Regions from separate parts of the Homo sapiens genome. Here region 2 is linked to region 1. Evidence: read pairs that join two places in POLR2A ChIA-PET (ENCODE). Cell type or tissue: A673. All regions are shown on one strand. Each heading gives the region's core, and the rest is flanking DNA. Links, peaks and the distances in the headings are about the cores only.

Region 1 (7,672 bases), core at 3,142-5,641:
GGGGCTCCACCCTCACACACACATACGTCTATGTGGGCATAGCCTTTCAGAACACAAGGCAGCCTTGATTCAGTAGTCAGCTCTTAGCAGAACTGTTAGACAGACATGGTTGGTGGCGGTGGGGGCGGGGTGGTGATAAAGAAAATAATCCATCTCCCTCATTTGCTCCTCATTCTAGGCAAAACACTGCTACAATCTCCAGTGACAAGGGGCTCTGCCTCTAATACACAGAAACCAGGAGAGCAATAATGGGTATGCTGCACCTTAATGAGGACCTGTGTTCTTACAGTGCAAGTTCTGGGAATCAAATTGTATTTTAATGAAACTGGAGAACTAGCTATTTAAAGGAACTCTAAAGAGGACCGCTCTGAAAAGCAAATATTCAACCCCTAAGTGTTTTAATAAGTCTACAGTTTAATATATTAGGTTTGTTAAAAGGAGGCTGTAATTATGAAGAAACCCATAGCCAATCCTAGCCTAGCACCTCATAGCAATCGTGAGAGTGAAGGAAAATATTGTTCTGCCTTGCTAAGTTCAAAGACAACGCCACCTGTCAATAGAGTGGTACCTGGCCAACAATCAGCAGAATTAATCATGCAGGCACAGGCCTTAGAGACATGAGGCATGGCAAGGTGGGGATATTAGGATATACACAAGAGGAAACACACACACAAACAAAGCCTTTGTTCACAAAGCAGACGACCAGGCTTGCAGAGTTCACACTGAAATCATAAGACTCCGAGCACACACGCTGCCTCATCATTGTGAGGCAGCTCATGAAATTTCACAGATGTCATTATGGTCCTTGATAGCATCATGATTGTTCCTTTTAAATAAAAAGATCCTTCCCAGACTGCCATGTCCTCATTAATTTTGGTGACCTTCAGTAGTACTAAATTCTGTCAAGTGGTCTCAAAGCAAGTCCACAGCAAGCGCAAATGACTTGTTTTTTTTCTTGAAGAATATCTATACAAAACACTGGATTTGAGCTAATTTACAAGGGGAAGAAAGTCTTTTAAGAGTAGAAAAACAGGCCAGGCATAGTGGCTCACTCCTATAATCCCAACACTTTGGGAGACTGAGGCAGGAGAATCGTTTGAGCCCAGGAGTTTGAGACCAGCCTGGGCTGGGCTTTTTTGTAGAGAAGACCCCACCTCTACAAAAAAAAAATTAGCCAGGCATAGTGGTGTGTACCTGTAGTCCCATCTACTTGGGAGGCTGAGGTGGGAGAATCACTTGAGCCCGGGAGGTTAAGGCTGCAATGAGCCATGACTGTACCACTGTACTCCAGCCTAGGTAACAGAGCCAGTCTCGAAAAATAAATAAATAAATAAAAAATTTTTAAAAAGAACAGCAGGAAAACATTCAGTCCAAAGTTTTGGTCAATACCCTTAAAAAAAATAGACAAGGAATTTATATAATTCAAAGACAAAAGAAAGTTCAGTTACTCTATAGTAAGTACTATAGAGTATATATATTATAGTATATATAGCATATATATATATATATATAGTACTGTAGAGTACTATACGGAGTATAGTACTCACCAAGTACCCACAGAATTCTTCCAGTCTGCTGAGAGATCCACTATGGACTGTTAAAGTTCTTTCCAAATACCTTCCTATGCAAAACAGACACTACTCCAATCACACCCAATGCATACTTCAAACCTCCATGTAGCCCAATGCCTTTTGAGTGTCTATCAGTTACATAAAGAAAATTTAGATACACACAAAGCAGCCACAGAGCTAAACTGACACAACAGCTCAACATTTTACTTGGAAATATAATGATGATTTTGGCAATTTGAAACTTAAGAGAAAATAAGAAACAAAAGGTGAACAAATGCATTCAAGACTCGAAGGACCAGGGCCACAGAAGACAACTCTCTCCACAGGAGACAACTACCTCCAAAAGATAGCACAATGTAGCCTGGCCCAGGGAATCAGAACCTAGCATAGCACTAAAGACATGTTTACAGAATCAGTCAAGAAACCTAATTCCAGCCACAGCTCTATGAATAACTAGCTAAATGACTTTGGGCAAGTCAGTCCTCCCTCAGCTTCAATCACTCCTCTTATTCCAACCCAGGGGAGAAATGGGCCTGAGTTAATCTTCAAGATCTCTTCCAGATTCTAAAACAGCAATTCTCAAAGTGTGGTCTGGGAACCCCTGGGAGTCCCCAAGACCCTTTCAATGGAACCACAATGTCAAAATTATGGTTTAAAGAGCCATTCAGGGAGTCTCTGAGCCCACCATGGCTCAAGAGGCTACCCCAGTTTAAAAAAAAAAAAAAAGCCATTCAAAGTGCAAGATAAAAAATGGATTTTTATGTTAATAAAGTACAAAAAAATTCCTCGAGGTAACTTTTTCAAACTCTGTATTACAATTAACCTTTAAGAAGCTACCACTTGTCGGCCGGGCGTGGTGGCTCATGCCTGTAATCCCAGCACTTTGGGAGGCCGAGGCGGGCAGATCACCTGAGGTCGGGAGTTCAAGATCAGCCTGACTAACATGGAGAAATCCCGTCTCTACTAAAAAAAAAAAAAAAAAAAATTAGCTGGGCGTGGTGGCACATGTCTGGAATCCCAGCTACTTGGGAGGCTGAGGCAGGATAATTGCTTGAACCCGGGAGGTGGAGGTTGTGGTGAGCCAAGATCAGGCCATTGCACTCTAGTCTGGGCAAGAAGAGCGAGACTCAAAAAAAAAAAAATAAAAAAAAAGAAGCTACCACTTATCAGAGTTTTGGCATAGTACCAAAGAATATACACAATCTGAAAAGGCTTTATTAAAACACATGCCTTCCTTTTCCAACTACATTTCTGTGTGAGGCTCGTTTTTCTTCATGTGCTTCAACAATACAGTTAAGTCAACATCAAAACAATAAGTCACAACAGGCTATATGTTGAAGGAGATCTAGGAATCTAGCTGTCTCTATGGAGCCAGACATCTTCAAATTTTCAAATGCGTAAAACAATTCTACTCTTCCAATTTTATTGTTTTAGAAAATATTTTTCATTAAAAAGGTTATTTGCTAACATGTAAGTTTATTAATTTTTAAGATATATTAACATTCTTGGCCGGGCATGGTGGCTCATGCCTGTAATCCTAGCACTTTGGGAGGCCAAGGTGGGCAGATCACGAGGTCAGGAGATCGAGACCATCCTGGCTAACAAGGTGAAACCCCGTCTCTACTAAAAATACAAAAAATTAGCCGGGCGCGGTGGCGGGCGCCTGTAGTCCCAGCTACTCGGGAGGCTGAGGCAGGAGAATGGCGTGAACCCGGGAAGCAGAGCTTGCAGTGAGCCGAGATTGCGCCACTGCAGTCCGCAGTCCGGCCTGGGCGACAGAGCGAGACTCCGTCTCAAAAAAAAAAGACTTCCCTGGCTTAGACCCTTCAAGTAGGAAGTCATTGAATAGCACACCCCTACAGGATTATTCCCAGACGCCTTGAGTAAACAGAGGCAAAGTTCTAGAAGGCCATTCTGAGGGGAGCAAATGAAAGGTTCGTTTCCTTCTCCATGGAATCATGGCCAGCAGGAAAAAAAAAAAAAAGGCAGAGTTGTGGGGGGTGGAGGGTAGAGAACAATTAGGAAGAGATGAGCTAAAGCAGGGATGACAGTTTGAGCTATGAGAAGCCCGTGTGACAGACACTGCTCCACCCTCTAGAAAGCTGAGCTCTGAAAAATTCACTCACACACACACAAACAAAACAAAAAACATCAGACCAGTGTAAAATGAAGGTGATAAGAAGAGGAAAAAAATAAGATCTCTGGATACAGGGGATGAGGCAAGAATGAGAAAGAAATTCTTTGCTTGTGAACAAAGGCTTTGTTTGTGTGTGTGTTTCCTTCTGTGTATGTAGGATGTTACCATTTGACCTATGAGTCCTGTGTCTTTCCACACAGCTATAACTTCTTAAGCTGGTGATTACTGGCCAGGCACAGTGGCTCATGTCTATTATCTCAGGACTTTTGAGAAGCCAAGGTGGGAGGATTGCTTGAGCCCAGGAGTTTGAGACCAGCCTGGGCAACATAGTGAGACCTCATCTCTACAAAAAAATTTAAAAATTAGCCAGCATGCTAGTGCCCACCTATAGTCTGAGGCCAGAGGATCACTTGAGCTCAGGTGTTCAAGGTTCCAGTGGGTCATGATCATACCACTGCACTTCAGCCTGGGTGACAGAGTAACCCTGACTCAAAAAAAAAAAAAAGAAAAGAGAAGGGAGACTACAGAAACAAGAACCCACATGGCAGGGACATGGAGGGTCCACTTTCCTCAGACTTCCCTAAGCCTAAGTCAGCCCTGAGTTCAGAACAGCTTAAAAGCAGATCAGGTTTATCTGCTAGACAATGAGACTGAAGAGGCTTGGAAAAAAGCCAAGCCATGCTCAGTGTCTCATCCTTCCAATTCCCCAATCACCACTGCCTCCATTCTCCCTTGCCAGTCTCTTCTCAAAGTACAAGCCCTCTGAGGATCCTCCCTCTCCTGAGAGCTCTATCACAGAGCCACAGAGCTCAGTCTGGGTGCTTTCGAGCCCAGACCGATACAAGCTGCGCACAGAGGAGATGTTTTGCCCTTCATAGCCGCATGAACATTCAGTATGAACTGTGTGACAAAGATTCTATCTAGTCAAACTACTCACCAGACATGATCCTGAAAAGCTCTGTGGAAGTAGCATTTCAACAAATCAAAGCTTTTAAATAAGACCGTGCAGGAATTCTATATGAATCCTTTTATAATGCAAATAGGCACAGTGCCTCACGCCTGTAATCCCTGCACTTTGGGAGGCCGAGGTGGGTGGATCACTTGAGGCCAGGAGTTCGAGACCAGCTTGGCCAACACAGTGAAACCCCGTTTCTACTAAAAATACAAAAATTAGCCGGTTGTGGTGGTGCGTGCCTGTAGTCCCAGCAACCTGGTAGACTGAGGCAGGAGAATCGCTTGAACCCAGGAGATGGAGGTTGCAGTGGGTCCAGACTGCACCACTGTACTCCAGCCTAGGCGACAGAGTCTCGTTAATAATAATAACAACCACCGCTGATTTTCTGAGCTGACACTGGTCACTTTCGATTTTCAATTACCAATTCTTTTAAAATAGCTACACCTACATGGTATATAGGTTGTTTCTATAGTTTTTCCTTAATTGGTATCTAGTACAAATAAAAGTGTTAATGGATGACTACTACGTTGTGATATATACTTTTGTATTTTCAAAATATTCTACAGAAAATAATATAACGTACTAATATTATTGCATTTGGATGGTTATTAACGCTTTTCCACTGTGACTTTGCCAGTGACTTGGGCACTCTATGCACTTAGCTTCAAGACAGGAGTAAACTCTTTTGGCTCTGCTTCTCACAGTTCTAAAATCAATGGTAATGTTAGTCAGCTGCAGGCCCTTTGTGGTGCTTTGTGTATAAGACAAAATATATTTGGTCTCTGTCCCAGGTTCCCAGCACAGAACTCCTAAAATCCTTGGAATTTCCTACGTGATGGGAGTGTCTTTTGTTATTTATAATCAGCCCCTTTTGATCACACCAGAGTTTATGCTAATAAACTTAGGGTGGGGCCCCTAGATAGCCCCAGGATGGGACTGGAAAGACCTAGAAAGACCCCGTCCCTAGAATGACCAGGGACTACAGGGTGGAACTTTCAGCCCCACTCACTGAACTCTAAGAAGTAGGGTTGTGGGGGCTGGAAATTGAGCTCTATAAAAATTATTGAACAATGAGATTTAGAGCACTTCCAGGTTGGAGAACACATCAAAGTGCTGGGAGGGTGACACTCCAGGATAGGGCACAGAAGCTCTGTGCTCCACTCCCTCCATACCTTGTCCTTGGCATCTCTTCCACTTCACCGTTCCTGAGTTGTATCCTTTATGAGAAACAGGTAAACCTAAGCAAAATGTGTTCCTGAGTTCTATGGGCCATTCAGGCAAATTATTAAACCTGAGGAGGGGTCTTGGGAATGCCCTATTCATAGCTGGTCAGTCAGAAGTTACTGGTGGGCCAAGACTTGAGACTAGTGTCTAAAGTGGGGGTGTTGTTGCAATACCGAGCCCTTAGCCTGTGGTATCTGCTCCAACTCCCGGCAGTGTCAGAATTGAATACTGTTGAACATCTAGTTGGTGTCCAGAGAATCGGAAAATTGATTGTTAGTGTTGGAAACACCATGGTGCTGTTTGGAGAAGTGATTGTTGGTGTTGGAAATATAGTGTCACATGGATTTAAGTGGCAAATAAGGGTAAAAAGTTTCTATCTGCAAAATGCAACAGAAAGTTTGAAGATGGATTTCTTGACTTCCCATGTGTAAAAATAAACTGTGGAATTATTTCAACACAACCGGTAAACTGTACCTTTTCTTATCTATATACTACTTATTTAACTTTTTTGTTTGCCTGTGATATAGCCTCAGAGGTCCTGAGAACACATGCCCCTAAACTGTACCTTTAAACTACTAAATGTCACATTTCTAGTTGACTTAGTAATTAAATGGTACCGGGGTTCGTAAATGGAAATACGTAGTGAGTTTCACCCCCTCAATTCACAAAGGAAGACAGGAATCTCACATGAACCAAATTTGTTTCAGATACTGTTTTCCATATTTTAAGTAATAATAAAACTGATAATGAGAATTAGGAGAAAACTGTTTTCCATATTTTAAGTAATAATAAAACTGATAATGAGAATTAGGATAGGAACAGGAGGCAGGGAAATTCTGGGCAGAAGAGGGCAGGTCCCTGGCAAGGGCCCCACCCTCAAGCCTGGAACCATGGCCCAAAGTGAGAACTTACATCTGTTTTCCCACTCAAATGTTTTCCTTTTCCAAAACCACCCATGGCCCGCCCTGCCCCCCATCCTGCACCCATAAAAATCCCAGGCTTGAGGTGGAGCTTGCAGTGAGCCAAGACTGCACCGCTGCACTGCAGTCTGGGCGACACCGTGAGACTCTGTCTCAAAAAAAAAAAAAAAAAAAGCCCAGGCTCAGCCTGCAGAGAGAGGAGAAGCAGGTGTGCATCAGAGACTACGGTTGGATGTCACAGAAAAGCGGCTTGACTTCAGAGGGACAGCTTGATGGTGTAGCTTCGGAGAGGAGTCCGGCCAGGGAAGGCCTACAGGGGAAGATTACGGTCCCGCTCTGTCCCCTTTTCAGCTCCCCTTCTGGCTGAGAGCCACTTTCATCAGCAATAAAATCCCCCACATTTACCACCTTCAATTCGTTCGTGTGACCTCATTCTTCCTGGATACCGAACAAGAACTCAGGTGCCATGAGGGTGGGTGCAAGAGGCTGTCACACGGACCCTCCACTGAGCTGTTAACACTTAAGCCATCCACAGATTACAAAGCTAAAAGAGTACTGCAACACTTCCTCTAGGGCTTCAGGGGTCACAGGCACCCTCCCCTAGATGCTGCCACGAGGCCAGTAAAGAGTTTGCTCTTCCCAGCGCCCAAAAGCACTAGCCCCAGCTCCTGCACCCACTCACCAGTGCTCCCCCTCCCACGATGAGTAGAGTAGCGAGTGAGCGGAGTTCACTCCTGCTAGTCCCCATGTACTCCAGTTCCCACCCATGAGGGGGTCAAGGAAATATCCTGCTTCAAAATTAGCAGAACCAATGAAGATCAGTAGTGATCTGAGCAGTTCAAAATACATTCCATCAGCAGTCTAA
Region 2 (7,672 bases), core at 2,946-5,445, 110 kb after region 1:
GCCAGGTTGCCCAGGCTGGTCAGTTTATTTTATTTTAATCAGGGGTAACTTCCCTCCTTCACCAAATTGTGGGTCTCTTTACTGGATATTTTCTAAAATAGTTCTAGGGTTTTTTGTTTTTTTTTTTTCTTCACTCATCTGGCTGCAGGTTTGGGTGTTTTAGTATATTCCATGAAGAGCAAATGAATTTTAGGCCTGTCTGCTCTTTTATTGACCTTTTTATGATCTTTTGACAGTTTCGTAAGAACAGTGTATGTCATTTTGTAACTTGAATTCATCCTTTTATTAGCCTTTGACTTGATTCTGTTGAAAGGGGCTGGCTTTGGTCCAAGCTGTGCGAGTGGGCTTTTTTTTGTTTTGTTTTGAGATGGAGTCTCACTCTGTCGCTCAGGCTGGAGTGCAGTGGTGTGATCTCGGCTCTGCAACCTCTGCCTCCCAGGTGCAAGCAATTCTCCTGCCTCAGTCTCCCAAGTAGCTGGGATTAGGTGCCCACCACCAAGCCCGGCTAATTTTTTGTGTTTTTTTTAATAGAGACAGGGTTTTACCACGTTGGCCAGGCTGGTCTTTTTTTTGAGACGGAGTCTGCTCTGTTGCCCAGGCTGGAGTGCAGTGGTGCGATCTCAGCTCACTGCAAGCTCCGCCTCCCGGGTTCACGCTATTCTGCCTCAGCCTCCTGAGTATCTGGGATTACAGGCACCCGCCAACACACCTGGCTAATTTTTTTGTATTTTTAGTAGAGACAGGGTTTCACCGTGTTAGCCAGGATGGTCTTGATCTTCTGATCTCGTGATCTGCCCGCCTCAGCCTCCCAAAGTGCTGGGATTACAGGCGTGAGCCACTACGCCTGGCCTTTTTTTTTTTTTTTTTTTTTTTGAGATATAATTTATATACTGTAAAGTACTCTGCTAGATGGATTTTTTTTTTGTAAGACCATTATCGAGATCAAGTTATAGTAGAACTTGAGTACCAGATTGCACCCTCCTGCCTCATCCCAGTCAATAGCTACCCTAAATTAACTGTTTTTCCTATTTTTTATTCTCAGTTTTTTGTTTGTTTTGAGATGGAGTCTCACTCGCACCCAGGCTGGAGTGCAGTGGCTCGATCTTGGCTCACTGCAATCTCTGCCTCCCTGGCTGAAGTGAGTCTCCTGCCTCAGCCTCCTGAGTACCTGGGATTATAGGCGCCCGCCACCATGCCTGGCTAATTTTCGTATTTTACTAGAGATGGGTTTTACCCTGTTGGCCAGGCTGGTCTTGACCTCCTGACCTCAAGTGACCCACCTGCCTCAGCCTCCCAAAGTGCTCCACTGCGCCTGGCCCGATTCCCAGTTTTTATGATGCCAATTACTCTTGGAAAATGAGAAGACTAAACAGAAGAAAAAAACCCCACAATTAACACCTAAAGAGCTCTTACTTGTCAGGTTTTATTCTAATTAACTGAAACCCAGGGAAACTCTGTAACGTAGAGACTATTATCTTGAGGCACAGAGAGGTTAAATAACTTACCGAGAGTGTCTCACACTGTGGAAGAGCTCAGATTTGAACCCTGAAAATCTGGCTCCAAAAGCCACCTTTTTTTTTTTTATGAGACATAGTCTCGCTCTGTCGCCCAGGCTGGAGTGCGATGGCGCAATCTCGGCTCACTGCAAGCTCCGCCTCCTGGGTTCACGCCATTCTCCTGCCTCAGCCTCCTGAGTAGCTGGGACTACAGGCGCCTGCCACCGTGCCCGGCTAATTTTTTGTATGTTTAGTAGAGACGGGCTTTCGCCGTGTTAGCCAGGATGGTCTTGATCTCCTGACCTCATGATCTGCCCACCTCAGCCTCCCAAAGTGCTGGGATTACGGGCGTAAGCCACCACGCCGGGCCCTGGAGTGCAGCAGTTTTATCATAGCTTACTGCAGCCTTGAATTCCTGGGCTCAAGCCGTCTTCCAGTCTCAGTCTCCTGAGTAGCAGGGACTACAGGATGTGTTGCCACCATGCCTGGCTAGTTTTTAAATTTTTAGTAGAGATGGGGGGGATTTCACTATATTGTCCAGGCTGGTCTCTAACTCCTTACCTCTAGTGATTTTCCCACCTTGGCCTCCCAAAGTGCTGGGATTATAGGCATGAGCCACTGTGCCTGGCCCAGAGGCCATATTTTTAACTTCTCTGTTATATTTCTTAGTTTCAACTGGGGATACTAGTAGATCTTTTTGTTTTTTTTTTTCTTTTTTGATACTAGTAGATTTTACAATATATAATTCTAAGTATATTTTGTGAAGCTGAGGTGGAAGTATTGCTTGAGTCCAGGAGTTCAAGACCAGCCTGGGCAACATAGCAAGATGCTATCTATATAAAAAATTTAAAAAATAGCCAGGTATAAGGCTGGGTGCAGTGTCTCACGCCTGTAATCCCAGCACTTTGGGAAGCCGAGGCAGGTGGATCATGAGGTCAGGAGTTAGAGACCAGCCTGACCAACATGGTGAAACCCCATCTCTACTAAAAATACAAAAGTTAGCCGGGCATGGTGGCATGTACCTGTAACCCCAGCTACTCAGGAGGTTGAGGTAGGAGAACTGCTTGAACCTGGGAGGCGGAGGTTGCAGTGAGCTGAGATTGCGCCACTGTACTCCAGCCTGGGCGACAGAGTGAGACTCCATCTCAAAAAAAAAAAAAAAAAAGCCAGGCATGCTGATTGACACCTGTAGTCCCACCTACTTGGGAAGCTGACGCAGGAGGATTGTTTGAGCTCAGAAGTTTGAGGCTGCAGTGAGGTACGATTGTGCCACTGCGCCACTGCAGTCCAGCCTGAGAGACAGTGAGACCCTGTCTCTTAAAAAAACATTAAAAAAAAAAAAACCATCACCAACAAAAAAAACAAGTACACATACATTATTTTGTGTGATTGCCCTTTGTGTTAAAGAGAGGTTTCAGAGTTTAGAGGGAAAGGAAGAAAAAGCAGAAATACTTATGAAGCTTGATTAGAGTGGACCAGTAATTTTTGCAGAGAGTTTAACTCTTTTATATTTATTTAGTTATATTTTTGGGACAGAGTTTTGCGCTTGTTGGCCAGGCTGGAGTGCAATGGCACGATCTCGGCTCACCGCGACCTCCGCCTCCTGAGTTCAAGCGATTCTCCTGCCTCAGCCTCCCGAGTAGCTGGAATTACAGGCATGCACCACCATGCCCGGCTAATTTTTTGTATTTTTAGCAGAGACGGGGTTTCTCCATGTTGGTCAGGCTGATTTCGAACTCCCAACCTCAGGTGATCCGCCCGCCTCAGCCTCCCAAAGTGCTGGGATTACAGGCATGAGCCACGGCGCCGGCCAGGAGAGTTTAATTCTTAAGACTGGAAGGGGCCAGATGTGGTGGCTCACACCTGTAATCCCAGCACTTTGGGAAACCAAGGCGGGTGGATCACTTGAGGTTAGGAGTTTGAGATAGCCTGACTAACATGGCAAAACCCTGTCTCTACCAAAAAAAAAAATACAAAAATGAGCTGGGCGTGGTGGCACATGCCTGTAATCCCAGCTACTCAGGAGGCTGAGGCAGGAGAATCGCCTGAACGTGGGAGGCAGAGGTTGCAGTGAGCCGACATCGTGCCATTGCACTCCAGCCTGGGTGACAGAGCGAGACTCCATCTCAAAAAAAAAAAGACTAGCAAGGCTGGGTGTGGTGGCTCAATGCCTGTAATCCCAGGACTTTGGTAGGCCAGGGTGGGCTTGAGCCCAGGAGTTCGAGGTCAGCCTGGGGAGCAAATCCCCAACTACAAAAAATTTTTGAAGTTAGCCGGGCATGGTGGTGTTCCTGTAGTCCCAGTTATTCAGGAGCCTGAGGTGGGAGGATCATTTGAGCCTGGGATGTTGAGGCTTCAGTGAGCCATGAGTCGTGTTGCTGCACTCCAGCCTGAGCAACAGAGTGAGACCCTGTTTTTTTTTTCTGGTTTTTGGTGTTTTGTTTTTTGTTTTTTTTTTTGAGATGGAGTCTCATTCTGTCGCCCATGCTAGACCCTGTTTCTTAAAAAAAAAAAAAAAAAAAAAGACTAGAAAGTATAGTGTCCTGGAAATAAGCACATAGGAGAGTTTGATTTAGGACAGAGCATGTTAGATGGAGAGTATGATAGTCTTGTATTGGCTTGTCATTATTATAGAGTGTCAGTCTTAGGTCACCCAGATAGTAATTTTTCTTGTTTTTTTTTTTTTTGAGATAGAGTTTTGCTCTTGTTTCCCAAGCTGGAGTGCAATGGAGTACAACCTCCGCCTCCTGGGTTCAAGCGATTCTCCTGCCTCAGCCTCCTGAGTAGCTGGGATTACAGGCATGTGGCACCGTGCCCGGTTAATTTTGTATTTTTAGTAGAGATGGGGTTTCTCCATGTTGGTCAGGCTGGTCTCGAACTCCTGACCTCAGGTGATCGGCCCACCTTGGCTTCCCAAAGTGTTGGGATTACAGGCATGAGCCACTGTGCCCAGCCATTTTTCTTGTTTTATAAATAATGCATGAATAACCGGGCGTGGTGGCTCACGCCTATAACCAGCACTTTTAGGAGGCTGAGGCGGGCAGATCACCTGAGGTCAGGAGTTCGAGACCAGCCTGACCAACATGGAGAAACCCCATCTCTACTAAAAATACAAAACTTAGCCAGGTATGGTGGTGCATGCCTGTAATTCCAGCTACTCAAGAGGCTGAGGCAGCAGAATCGCTTGAACCTGGGAGGCGGAGGTTGTGGTGAGCTGAGATAGCACCATTGCACTCCAGCCTGGGCAACGAGTGAAACTCCATCTCAAAAAAAAAAAAATGCATTAATGAAACAGAACTTTTCATACATTCAGCAACATGGATGACTCTCAAAGCATGCTAGGTGAAAGTTAGATGTAAAAAGATTATATGGTTCAATTTATGTGAAAGTCTGAAACAAGCCAGACACAGTGTTGCGTGCCTATAGACCCAGCTACTTGGGAGGCTGAGGCAGGAGGATTGCTTGAGGCCAAGAGTTTGAAGCTGTAGTGTGCTATGTTTATGCTTGTAAATAGCCACTAGACTCCAGCCTGGGCAACATAGCAAGACCCCATCTCTACAAGAAAAAAAACAAATTCTGGATCAGGCAGAACTCACTTGTAGTGAGAGAAAGCAGATGAACGGTTACTTGGGGCAGGGGTGGAGGCTTAGATGGTGGGAAAAATGTTACCAGCTGAGTTAATAGCACTGTAACCCTGAAACAGGAGTGAAATTGGGCTCTTTGAAGAACAGTGACCGAAGGTTAATGCAGGAGGGTGGAGGAGTGGAAGAAGTGGTCAGGAAGCAGCAGGCAGAAGCCAGATAATTGCAGGCCATAGTAGTACTTGGATTTAATTCAGGGTATTGTGGTAAGTCATTGGAAGTTGGAGAATGAATTGCATCAGATCAGACATGGAAGCAGGAAGCAAGGAGACTGGTAAAAAGACCATTAGAGGTAATCCAGGTAGTTGATGATGGTGGTCTGGATGAGGATAGGAGTGGTCAAGAATTAGAGAAGTGATGTGAGTCAGGAAGTACCTTGTAGTAGAGCTAACAGAAATTGTTGTGGGAGAGGGAGGAGAAAAGGAAGGTTTTTTTTTTTGAGACAGAGTTTCACTCTTGTTGCCCGGGCTGGAGTGCAGTGGCGCAATCTCTTGCCTCACCGCAACCTCCACCTCCCAGGTTCAAGTGATTCTCCTGCCTCAGCCTCCCTACTAGCTGGGATTACAGGTATGTGCCACCACGCCCAGCTAATTTTGTATTTTTAGTAGAGACGGGGTTTCTCCATGTTGTTCAGGCTGTTCTTGAACTCCCAACCTCAGGTGATCCTCCTGCCTCGGCCTCCCAGAGTGCTGGGATTACAGGCGTGAGCCATCATGCCCAGCAAGAAAAGGAAGATTTTAAAGATGAGTCCTACATTTTTGGTTTCTGAGGTGAAGGTAATGTTATTTTTTGAAGAAGGGAAAGTTTATATAAGAATGAGTTTGGGGGCCAGGTGTGGTGGCTCACGTCTGTCATCCCAGCACTTTGGGAGGCTGAGGCGGGTGGATCACGAGGTCAGGAGATCGAGACCATCCTGGCTAGCATGGTGAAACCCCGTCTCTACTAAAAGTACAGAAAGTTAGCCGGGCGTGGTGGTGGGTGCCTGCAGTCCCAGCTGTGCGGGATACTGAGGCAGGAGAATGGCATGAACCCAGGAGGTAGAGCTTGCAGTGAGCCAAGATCACACCACTGCACTCCAGCCTGGGCGACAGAGCGAGACTGTCAAAAAAAAAAAAAAAAGAATGAGTTTGGGAGAGGAAACTCTTTTATGAGATAATTGTGTAGATTTCTATGTACATCAGAAGAAATAGTCTTTTTCTAACTTTGCTTTTATTTTCTACCTTGACCGTTGAATTGACTGTTGTAGTGGTGGTCCATTTTTTTATGCTTGTCCAGAGTTGACCCCTTGTTTCCTTTGTGCTAGGATGTCTCAATTGATTGAAAAAGAAACTGAAGAGTATCGTAAAGGGGATCCAGACCCATTTGATGATCGACATCCTGGTAAGATTTGTGCTCTTAAGTGTGGGTCTTTTTTTTTTCTTTTAAGACACTTTTATTAAAGCGAGGGTCTTTTTTTTCTTTTCTAAAAAAGAAAAATTGCTTATGGGAAAATTTTTGAATTGAAATAGCGTCTTTTGTGGTAAGTTTTAAGACCTTTTATTTGTTAAAATGTTGCTCAAGGTGGAGCTAGTGAGGAAAAATAAATTTCTGGAAAAAATTGGAAATATTTTTGATATTTGCCAATCGAATATCACATAACTAACCTAAAGGAACAGAAGTAGGTGTACTTTAGTTAACTCAGTTGATATGATGACAAAGAATTAAAAAGAAAAATTGTCTTCCTTTCAGACTTTTTCTTTTTTGGAGATGGGTACTCACTCTGTTGCCCAGGTTGCAGTGCAGTGGCATGATCATAGCTCACTGCAGCCTGGATCTCCTGGCTCAAACGATCCTCCCACCTCAGCCTCTTGAGTAGCTGGGACTACAGGCGTGTGCTATCATGCCTGGCTGATTTTTAGTTTTTATTTTTTTGTAGAGATGGGGTCTTGCTTTGCTGCCCAAGTTGGTCTCGAACTCCTGGACACAAGCTATCCTCCCGCCTGGGCCTCCCAAAGTGCTGGGATTATAGGCATGAGCCACTGTGCCCAACCAACTTTTTTAAACCATAAAAACAAAAGGTGTTCTTCTCTGTGCCTTCATCTTTCTAATAATAATTATCCTCTAAATAATTATCCTTTTACTGTTGGGGAAATATAGTTGAGAAAGCATTCAGTGTCCTGCTTTTAGTTAGGAAGTTGATATTTGGAACCTTGACGCTTATGTCTGCTTTGGTGTCTTGAGAACTAAAGTATGCCTTCTCGTGTTAATTTGGTTTATTTTGGGCTTATTTATTATTATTATTTTTTTTTGAGATGGCATCTTGCTCTGTCGCCCAGCCGGCAGTGCAGTGGCACGATCTTGGCTCACTGCAACCACTGCTTCTTGGGTTCAAGCAATTTTTGTGCCTCAGTGTCCCAAGTAGCTGGGATTACAAGCATGCACCACCACAGTCGGCTAAGTTTTGCACTTTTAATAGAGAAGGGGTTTCACCATGTTGGCCAAGCTGGTCTTGAACTCCTGACCTCAAGTGATCCACCCGCCTCCACCTCCCAAAGT

Evidence for each region. ChIA-PET counts read pairs that join two places held together with the same protein. Peaks named below come from ENCODE experiments on the same cell type or tissue, not always from the same donor. Only the 100,000 strongest peaks of a DNase experiment are listed, where the experiment ranks them.
Region 2: POLR2A ChIA-PET joins it to region 1 with 5 read pairs; 2 of 35 experiments call an interaction of 5 or more read pairs at or near these places.

What each region holds. Positions count from the first base shown.
Region 1 is chr3:51,578,471-51,586,142 of GRCh38, reverse strand. The region is part of intron 2 of RAD54L2 (RAD54 like 2); the gene reads right to left. Among named protein-coding and RNA genes, the nearest start is that of RAD54L2, 44 kb to the right of the region's middle. RefSeq lists an enhancer at 2,264-3,049. In A673, for the core only: no CTCF peak of the experiment used is centred there; a DNase peak (open chromatin) is centred at 4,382.
Region 2 is chr3:51,469,774-51,477,445 of GRCh38, reverse strand. It overlaps DCAF1 (DDB1 and CUL4 associated factor 1), which reads left to right. Exons shown (of 25, transcript NM_001387579.1): 4 at 6,441-6,517. Among named protein-coding and RNA genes, the nearest start is that of DCAF1, 26 kb to the left of the region's middle. In A673, for the core only: no CTCF peak of the experiment used is centred there; no DNase peak of the experiment used is centred there.